Linked DNA regions of Homo sapiens: region 1 is linked to region 2. A link is an interaction called in ENCODE POLR2A ChIA-PET data of the cell type or tissue named here. Cell type or tissue: PC-3. All regions are shown on one strand.

Region 1 (5,000 bases), 91 kb before region 2:
TGCCTTATCTGGACTTAATTCATGTATGTTTGGTTCTTGAGGTACACGCTTACTGGAAGAGGTCCCCCAACCCATCTTCCCTTTTAAAACTGGTGTTTGGAAACATCAAACACTACTAATAAACTCGAAACAACAACCTACCCCCCCACCCCAAAAAAACTCCTTTTTTAAACCAATGTTTGACTCTTGGGAGTTTGGGGTTTCTCCCAGGACAGTTGATATCACCAAATGTTGGGAGCCACATTCCCTGCATTCCTCTACTGTTGCTGAGGTGTTGATGATGTCATTTTCTCCCACAAAGGAAAACCTCAGCACCCTGAGGGCCTGAACTCAGGTCTTGGCAGGTAAATCAAGGAAGAACTTACTTTTGGATTTCAACTGATTGAGTCAGGCATAAAGAGACACAACCACCATGTTAAGTATTAGTGTCACAGCCTCATCTCTGGGACCTGAATAGACAATTTATCATTTGAAGAAAATTAAGACTATAACTTTAAGAAATTATCTTCTGGGTAAGAACAATGATTCATTGAATATTTTGGTTCTTACACTTTGGGGCATTTATAGGGCATTGTTCTCAGAGATTTTGGCTCCCTCTTAAATATCCTTCTCTGAATCCACAAATTTTCCAAGCCTTTCCGGAACCTGTTTGTAGATTATCTAGCTTTCCTTCCTTGAGCAGATTAACAACAACATAAACAAGAATTAGGGGAAAAAAATGATGGATAGGGCAAATTTAGGCAGAATTATGCCTTGGGCAAAGTACATTCTTGTTATTTTATCTTGGTTCTGTGGTTATGAACTGAAGAGAGCATTTGCTCTAGAAGATTTCCAATCTCTTCCTATCCCTTCATCACAACCACAGAGTAGTGGTTAGAAATAGATTCCAGGAACACCAGAAATGTTCAGTATTTCCAATGGTGACAGCTAACAGTGCCCTCACAGGGATCCTTTGAGCACTCTTCCTCTGAGCCTTCTTGTGGTGTCCTTGTGGTCAGGAGACACATCATCAATCACAAAGACTTGCCCTGGAGACAAACCTGGTAAAAATAATCAATTGTCTATCTTTGCCACTAGAAACAATCCTTTTGTTTTTACTTGGTTCTGAACAAACATGCTGTAGTTTTTTAGAGAAAGACCGTCTCTTTCATGGAATCATCAACTGACCATTCTCAAAAATTTGAGATGTGCTAGTTTGTGTTAGGAAGGTAAGGTAGGATCTGGGAAGTAAGTAGGATTTGCCAAAGGTTTTTATTCTACTCAGCAGTGCTAACTTGTCTGTGTTACTCCTATGCAGGTATTAGATTATAGGTTTTTTTTTTTTTTTTATGCTAGGAATATATGGATAAAATTCACTGAAATGAAAGTGTCCCTTTAGTTTATACAGGGGAATAGGGAATTGAATTTATAAGGAGAGAGCCCAGCCTGCAACTGACCTTTCATTTTCATAGTCTTATTTCTCCTGAGTTGATGTAAGCTTAAAACAAATGAATGTATTATATAAAATGTCCTACTTTTTCAAGCAATGTCAATCTTCAGGGTATGGAATAGGATTTGGCATTTTGTTTCCATTTTTATTGTTTTGTTTTCTAAAGGGAGGTTTGAGTTAGAGCCTGTCTGGCAAGATTCCATACTTCTACCATACCACCTGTCCTGGCAGAGACAATGGAATCAAAAGTCAAGTTCTTTATGACTGCACCTGCCTCGTAAGTGTTGCCAGAAGATCTGATTTTCTCTTGTAGCTAAACTCTACACAGAAACGAGGGCTTGGCACCCAAACAGTGGGTGCATACCCAAACACATGGATGTTCCAATATCAGGAGGACTAGTACCACTAGTTCTCCAGATGACTTGTAAAATAGTCTTTGGCATGACATTCAACGATTATTTAATTTATCAAATGGAGGAGAAGTAACTTTCTGGTTTACCTGGTTTTCAAGACTTTCATGAGGATCTATTAATAAGCATGAATCATTTGGTAATTATTATTTGAAAATTACCTGTCCAGTGCTGCATCTAGTGAGCATGAAGGAAAGTATGTTCTCCCCAAAATAGATCAGGAACATATCTCTGAAGTCAGACCACCATGCAAAGTTCCTAAGGTGAGAAACTACCATTTCTGCCTGTTGCTTTTTCCTTTTCCCAGAAATGTAGGTTACCCTATGGTCACCAGTTGAATGCTCTGTGATTAGGCAGTTGTTTTGTAGGCAGTCTGACATCCTAGATGAGAACTTCTTTCCTTTTGAATATCAGAGTGTTTCTTGGGTTCCCTCAGGGCAGAGTTACTTCATTATCTTCTAACTTATGTATAACTGGATGCCTTCTGGCCTAAGAACATAATTTCTATCACCAATCAAATAATTAAGATAATATGCCCACCAAATGGTGCTCTTTGCACAGGATTCATATATAATGATATAATATGATAATAAGGCATAAAAGGTATTCTAAAATGAGGAGCGACATCCTACAGTGAAAAGTGCTCTCAGTAGACTTGTATTTTAATCTCAGTGCTGATCCTTCTTAGCTTTATGACGTAAAGAAAAATTGCTTAACCTCTTTGAGCTTGTGGCTTCCTGAGTAAAATGGGAATAATAGTAATAAATGGCCTAACTACCTGAAATGAAATAATGTATGAGTGTTGCCTTTGAAAATGGCAAATGTTAGGTATTATTATTAATAGTAATTAAACTTGAGCTATTCCTTATTCACCTAATTACTATCAGAAATATTACTAAGTGTGAAGGTTATTGATTTAGACTCCGTTAACCTATTTGCGTTCAATTTGGCATCAGCTTAACATAACTAAGCAAGACTGTTTGTATTTTTAATGTAGCCGAAAGGACAAGGCTTTAGCTTCAAAATTTTGTGGGTTAAGGGTGCTGATTAAATATTACCATAATGTAGTACAGGTAGCCTTAGTGGTTTAAAGAATGACTAATAGTATGTGAGTTCTGGGGTGGGAACTTAATACCTGTTACTTGTGGTACGGTGAATCACTTATCTGCCCTGGACCTTTGTATGTGTGCCTGTTCCGTACTGGTAACCCCATTAGCTTCCTTCCATGATCAATGAGGTGATCACTGACACAAAGCAGCTGTTTTCTAAGTTTTGACTTATCAGAGTCTGAGGGATCCTAGAACCACATTATATATCACTCTTCCATCTTCCCTTTTTGAAAATTTAGAGTATTTTTTTAAATTGCTGCTATTGGCTGGGTGCGGTGGCTCACGCCTGTAATCCTAGTACTTTGGGAGGCTGAGGCGGGTGGATCATGAAGTCAGGAGTTCAAGACCAGTCTGAACAGCATGGTGAAACCCAGTCTCTACTAAAAATACAAAAATTAGCCAGGCGTGGTGGTACGCAACTGTAATCCCAGCTACTTGGGAGGCTGAGGCAGGAGAATCACTTGAACCTGGGAGGTGGAGGTTGCAGTGAGCTGAGATGGCACCACTGCACTCCAGCCTGGGTGACAGAGTGAGACTTTGTCTCAAAAAAAAAAAAAAAATTGCTGCTACTCTGGGACAGTTGCTCAGAATGCTGGCGCTTCAGCTTCTGGTGTGTAGCTTGCAGCCATGTTTCTAAGGACCAGAAGGGAAGGAGTTCAGGATTGTGAAGGGGACTACTTTCCCCAGTTCATTATACTGTGCTGGTCCCAACATGTTTTCTGAAACTCAGCAGATACGATTCTATAGCCTGCTTGGAAATTATCCCGCAAGTCTCTAAGACTCTCAGTTCCCTATCTGAGAAGAATTGGATCAAAGTAAGAATAAGCAGAGTTTTTGTCATAGCATCTATCAAATATTTGTCTCCCTGAAAAAATTTTCAGGTAAAGACCATCCTTTGAGCCTTCTCAGAGACCAACAGTCTGCAGTATAAAAAAATCTGTGTTCAGTGTTTTGTAACTTTACCAATTTGAAGTCTCTTCCCAAAATAAGTAAATAATGGGATAAAGGTAATTATGGGTTTCCTCATCTTTTCTACTTACCTGTTCCCTGTTATGATTAAACACACATGGCTTATAACTCTTTTGGAAACAAACTGAATTACCATTATTATCCTTTCAACACTTGCATGGTATTATAATTCATTTCAATCACCAGTACAACACAGTGGGAGTTAGGAGACCAGTGGGGCGTGGGGAGGACCTGGAGAAGGGCAAACATTTTCCTTTTTATTGGTTTTGGGAAGCCTCCTTCTTCTCCGAAGGCACTTCTTGGGGAAAACTGTTTTCTTCCCAAAGCCTAATAAAGATTAGTAAGAGATGTCTGCAAAGATTTAGAAGCTCTTTGAAAGAAAGACAAGGATAAACATTCACTATCACTGTTATTATCATTAAAAAGGAAAGCCCAGCATGTGATGTTTTGGGTCACTTCCAGTGGCCTTGTTTGATGTTCACGGTTCCTTTTTTGACCTTTACTTCTTGATATCTTTATACATTTATTGAGGCTATTGGACAAAGTCTTGAGATACTGAGCAATACAGTGCTAAGAATGAATGATTGCTAGACTCCATTTCTATGGGTGGAATTTCTGAAAATGTGTTTTGTCTTTAGATACCCTGTTGTTCCAGTTTGGCAATATTGGTGGCAAGGTTAATTTAATATCTGGTCACTTGAATTTTTACTTCCTATTCTGTACCTTACCCCAGAACCAAAGTTCTATAGGATACTTTTCATTAAATAAATAATAAATTAACTGGAATTTTTTCTCTGCTATGCTTATTAACCAGAGATATATCAAAAAAGAAGCAGATGTAATGGACCTAAAAAGCAAATAAGAACTTCCCAGGGAGATTGTAAGTTTAGCCCAGTCTCTTATATTATTTCATGCCAAAAATGACCATAATGATATCCTTGTAGTGTAGACACCAAGTAAAGGCTAACTTTCATTCAACATGATGTATTTAGGCAGGAAAGTGCACCAATACATTGAAGAAAGGATTTCAACAGTACAGATTGAATTTTTAAGGACTTCCTGGTCTTCAGAAAGGTAAATAAA
Region 2 (5,000 bases):
GTCCAGAACACCCAGGAGGCCAGGCCATGGGTGACGGAAGAAGGGGACCCTGATCTTATTTGCGTTATCAGGGAAATAGCAAATTGGGCAGGTATCTCTGATGGGGAGCGTCCTGCATCACTGGGTCTTGTGCCCCCCTGCCCCCAGGCCCACCTGATGCCCCTCTGGATGTGCAGATCGAGCCTGGGCCCTCCCCTGGGATCTTGATCATCAGTTGGCTCCCAGTCACCATCGATGCTGCTGGCACATCCAACGGTGTCCGGGTCACAGGCTATGCCATCTACGCTGATGGGCAGAAGGTATAGCCCTGCCCACTGTACCCTGGGAGTGGGGGTGGGTCCCTTCTTGCTATGCTCAGAGGTCTAGGCTCTCTGGCTTGGCACGGAGATGCCCAGCCCCTGGCATTTGGGTACCATGAGGCAGATGGGTTAAGAGCATGGGCTTTGGCAGCACATGACAGATTTTAGAACTGTTCCATCACTGAAGCCATATGGCCAGGAGGATGAAATGAGATAGGCCATGCAGAGGGCTTAGCACAGTACCTGGCGTAATGCTAGCTGCCACTGCTGTCAGTTAGCTGCCACTGCTGTCAGTGCATCCTCACGCTTGGCTGTCTCAGCCTCTGCTTCCCATCCTGTGCCCCCTCCACCCTGCAGATCATGGAGGTGGCCTCACCCACGGCAGGCAGTGTACTGGTGGAGTTGTCCCAGCTGCAGCTGCTGCAGGTGTGTCGTGAGGTGGTCGTGCGCACCATGTCGCCCCACGGGGAGTCGGCGGACTCCATCCCGGCTCCTATCACTCCCGCCCTGGCTCCGGCCAGCCTGCCAGCCCGAGTCTCCTGCCCCTCACCGCACCCAAGCCCAGAGGCCAGAGCGCCCCTTGCTTCAGCCTCCCCAGGGCCTGGAGACCCCAGCTCTCCTCTCCAGCACCCTGCTCCCCTTGGAACTCAAGAGCCTCCAGGAGCACCCCCTGCAAGCCCTTCCAGAGAGATGGCAAAAGGGTCCCACGAGGACCCTCCAGCACCTTGCTCCCAGGTACCCTGTCTGGGGAGAGGGGAGCAGGTGCAGGCTGGCAGAGGGACCTGGGCTTGGGTCCTTCCTCAGTGCTCTCTGTTCCAGGAGGAGGCTGGGGCAGCAGTGCTGGGCACCTCAGAGGAGAGGACAGCCAGCACATCTACCCTGGGTGAGAAGGACCCTGGCCCCGCAGCTCCCTCACTGGCCAAGCAGGAGGCCGAGTGGACTGCAGGAGAGGCCTGTCCGGCCTCCAGCTCCACCCAGGGAGCACGGGCCCAGCAGGCGCCAAATACCGAGATGTGCCAAGGAGGAGACCCAGGGTCTGGGCTGAGGCCCAGGGCTGAGGTAGGGGTTTGGGGACACACTGTGTCACTTCAGAGAATTGAGGCCTGTCTCCCTACCTTTTGCCAGCGCAAATCCAGTTGCCCTCTCTGCCTGTCCTCTGCTCTGGTCCTGCTCTCACACCTTTGGCTGTGCTATGTGTCTGTTTTTCTTCTAGGATTTCTCTGTCCCATGTGGCTCCCATCTCCCTTCTCCCACCCTGCCCCTGAGCCATGGTGTGCCTCCCCCATTTAGGACATGGCTCTTTCTCCCTCTGCCAAAGGACCCTTGTTACTGTGGCTGGGGCTGACCCTGCCTGGAACCCCCTGTGCCCCCTCACTGTCCTTATCTCTCCTGCCTTGCCTCACTTCTTGCAGAAGGAGGACACAGCAGAGCTTGGGGTTCATCTGGTGAACTCCCTCGTGGACCACGGCCGCAACTCAGACCTGTCAGACATCCAGGAGGAAGAGGAAGAGGAGGAGGAGGAGGAGGAAGAGGAGCTGGGTTCCAGGACTTGCTCCTTCCAGAAGCAGGTTGCTGGCAACAGCATCAGGGAGAATGGGGCCAAGGTAACGGGGTAGGGATGGGCTGTTGGGCCCCAGGCCTCAAACTCCGGGGCCTCCCCACTGTGTGTCAGCAGGTGCTCTGACCACCACTGAGTGCCAGAAACATTCTAGGTCTGTGGCCTGGGCCCTGTCCTAAGCAGAAGATAGGAAGTGCCCCAGGATTGGCCCCTGCCCTCCTGGAAAGAAAGGGGAAGGGGAGGAGTTCATTTCTGTACCTTCTCTCCCTCCAGCCCACCAGATACAGCGCCCTGGCCAGGGGAGGCCGGTGCCACCTAAGATCCTTGTGCTGGTAGCTTCTGGGGAGGGGATGGGGAGGCCTGCTCCTCAATGCTCCTGTCCCACAGGGGCTGGTGATGGTTCCTAGAGTGTGTTCCCTAATTCTTCCTTTGGCTCTCACTGGATATGTGTGTGAATTTGGGCCAGCCACCGTCCCTCTGGTTCTCTCCTCTCGGAGGAAGCCGTGGGAGGGCTGTGGGGTTGTCCGTAACCCCTGCCTTCGTTTGAGGGCAAAGATCGCAGCTCGCTCTCCTCTTCCCCACGCATCTCTCTTCCCTGCTGTGTTCTACTCCCACCTCCCCACCTCCACCAGTCCCAGCCCGACCCCTTTTGTGAGACTGACAGCGATGAGGAGATCTTGGAGCAGATCCTGGAGCTGCCCCTCCAGCAGTTCTGTAGCAAGAAGCTCTTTAGCATCCCGGAGGAGGAGGAAGAGGAAGAGGAGGACGAGGAGGAGGAGAAGTCAGGGGCAGGCTGTTCTTCCCGAGACCCTGGCCCGCCTGAACCTGCATTGCTGGGGCTGGGCTGTGACAGTGGTCAGCCCCGAAGACCTGGCCAGTGTCCCTTGTCTCCTGAGTCCTCCAGGGCTGGAGACTGCCTGGAAGACATGCCTGGATTAGTTGGTGGAAGCAGCCGGAGGAGAGGAGGGGGCTCCCCTGAGAAGCCCCCAAGCCGCAGGCGGCCTCCAGATCCCCGAGAACACTGCAGCCGACTTCTCAGCAACAATGGGCCCCAGGCCTCTGGACGACTGGGCCCCACACGGGAGAGGGGTGGCCTCCCCGTAATTGAGGGCCCCAGGACTGGACTAGAGGCTAGCGGGAGAGGCCGGCTGGGCCCTTCCCGGAGGTGCTCCCGTGGCCGGGCGCTGGAGCCTGGCCTGGCCAGCTGCCTTTCCCCCAAGTGCTTGGAAATCAGCATTGAATATGATTCGGAGGATGAGCAGGAGGCGGGCAGCGGGGGCATCAGCATCACCAGCTCCTGCTACCCTGGAGATGGGGAGGCCTGGGGCACAGCAACTGTAGGAAGGCCCAGGGGGCCTCCGAAGGCCAATTCAGGCCCCAAGCCCTACCCACGCCTCCCAGCCTGGGAGAAAGGGGAACCAGAGCGGAGAGGCCGCAGTGCGACGGGCAGAGCCAAGGAGCCACTCTCCCGGGTCCGTGCTCACTCCCCGCCCTGGGCAGCCCCTGCCTGCTGCCACCTGGTGGCCCTGCTTGCTGCCCACCAGCAGCTCCCATTCCACGCTGCCTGCCTCCATCAGCAGAGGTGGGGCCGGGCCTCCGGGCTCCCTCACCTGCCTCCTCCCACCCACATTCCACTGCTTTGCTGCTTCTGCTGATCAGGACTGGGATGCACAATATTCTATCACTAGTCGCCTGTTGCGGCCTGTGGGCAGGGTCGCCCTTTCCTCTGCATAGCTAGTAATGGCTTCAGGACGCTGACTGTGATGCCATGTCCAGGGTTACCTGCCCTGATGCTGACGGGAGGCCCTCCTCTCGCGGGCTCCTCAGCCAACTCCAGTCCCCTCTACTCCATTCATCTACTCGCAGGCTGGGGCTGGGGCCTCCCCTCCTGCCCTCCCTCCCACTGTGGGGGTGTCTGAGGTCTCCAGCAGGCTGGGCCGAGGCTCCGGGAGAGGAATGCTGTGCTCCTGCGCTGCTGTGCTGCTTACGCTGATGGGGCAGAGCTGGGGGAGCACGAGCCCACCAGAGGGATGGTGTGTTACTTTTGCCATCTGTTGCCCTCTTTTTGCAGGCAACAGAGACCGGAGAGGCCAGAGGGCAGGACGGCTCTGGGCGGAGGGGCCCCCAGAAGAGAGGTGTCCGAGTCCTCAGGCCAAGCACTGCAGAGCTAGGTGAGCACCTGATGGGGCTGGAGCTAGAGCTGCTCGGCCAGAGCTCGCTGCGTCACCGCCCTCTCCACTGTCTCCACAGTCCCTGCGAGGAGCCCCTCAGAAACACTGGCTTACCAGCACCTACCCGTCAGGATCTTTGTGGCTCTGTTTGACTATGACCCCGTGTCAATGTCGCCCAATCCTGATGCTGGAGAAGAAGAGCTTCCCTTCCGAGAGGGTCAGATCCTGAAGGTGACTGATTCGCCATCAGGGCTCAGAATTCCAAACACCAGCTGGGTCTTCCCTCCTCCCTCCTTTCCTCCACTGGAGGTAGCACAGAATCATGGTGGAGAACATGGCTTCTAGAGCAGATGACATGGGTTTGGACCTGACTCTGCTGCTTCTAGCTGTGTAACCTTGAGTAGATTACCTAGGCCCCCTGGGCCTCAGTTTTCTTTTTGGTAAAATGGGGATAATATTAGTGTCTACCTCACAGGGTGTTTTGTGGATTAAATGATCCAATGTACATAAAGTGCTTAAACTGCCTGAGACATAGGCAGCACAATCTAACTATCTGCTGCTGACATTACTATTTTTATTACTCCTCCAAGTATTGATTAAAGGCATTTTGCTATTGCTCTGAGACTAAGGAGATCCATTCTGGGGTGGGCAAAGGGCATGGCCATGTAGACAGTGAATGGGGATAATACAGAAAGGGCTGTCTTCTCCTATCCCTCTGATCCTGTTCTTTGCTGTTTTCCCCCTTTTCCCATTTCATGGCATACAAAAGGGAGAACATTCTTCTGCATTTCCAAGTGGGGTGTTGCTGGGGTTCGGGGCCTAGGGGCATAGGGAGTGAGCAGAACTGGCTGAGACCACTGGTTTTGCCTCCAGGTGTTTGGGGACAAGGATGCCGATGGCTTCTACCAGGGCGAAGGTGGGGGCCGGACAGGCTACATTCCCTGCAACATGGTGGCTGAGGTGGCTGTGGAC

The links. Peaks named below come from ENCODE experiments on the same cell type or tissue, not always from the same donor. Only the 100,000 strongest peaks of a DNase experiment are listed, where the experiment ranks them.
Region 1: POLR2A ChIA-PET joins it to region 2 with 5 read pairs; 2 of 35 experiments call an interaction of 5 or more read pairs at or near these places.

The regions. Positions count from the first base shown.
Region 1 is chr17:58,398,152-58,403,151 of GRCh38, reverse strand. All of the region lies in intron 2 of RNF43 (ring finger protein 43), which reads left to right. Among named protein-coding and RNA genes, the nearest start is that of RNF43, 17 kb to the left of the region's middle. RefSeq lists an enhancer at 3,833-4,688. In PC-3, no CTCF peak of the experiment used is centred here; DNase peaks (open chromatin) are centred at 321, 951 and 2,971; H3K27ac peaks cover 360 bases.
Region 2 is chr17:58,306,870-58,311,869 of GRCh38, reverse strand. It overlaps TSPOAP1 (TSPO associated protein 1), which reads left to right. Exons shown (of 32, transcript NM_004758.4): 18 at 148-299; 19 at 657-1,034; 20 at 1,119-1,358; 21 at 1,712-1,903; 22 at 2,490-3,329; 23 at 3,929-4,028; 24 at 4,108-4,259; 25 at 4,902-5,000. Among named protein-coding and RNA genes, the nearest start is that of TSPOAP1-AS1, 16 kb to the left of the region's middle. RefSeq lists an enhancer at 1,636-2,335. In PC-3, a CTCF peak has its summit at 3,377 (motif pointing left); no DNase peak of the experiment used is centred here.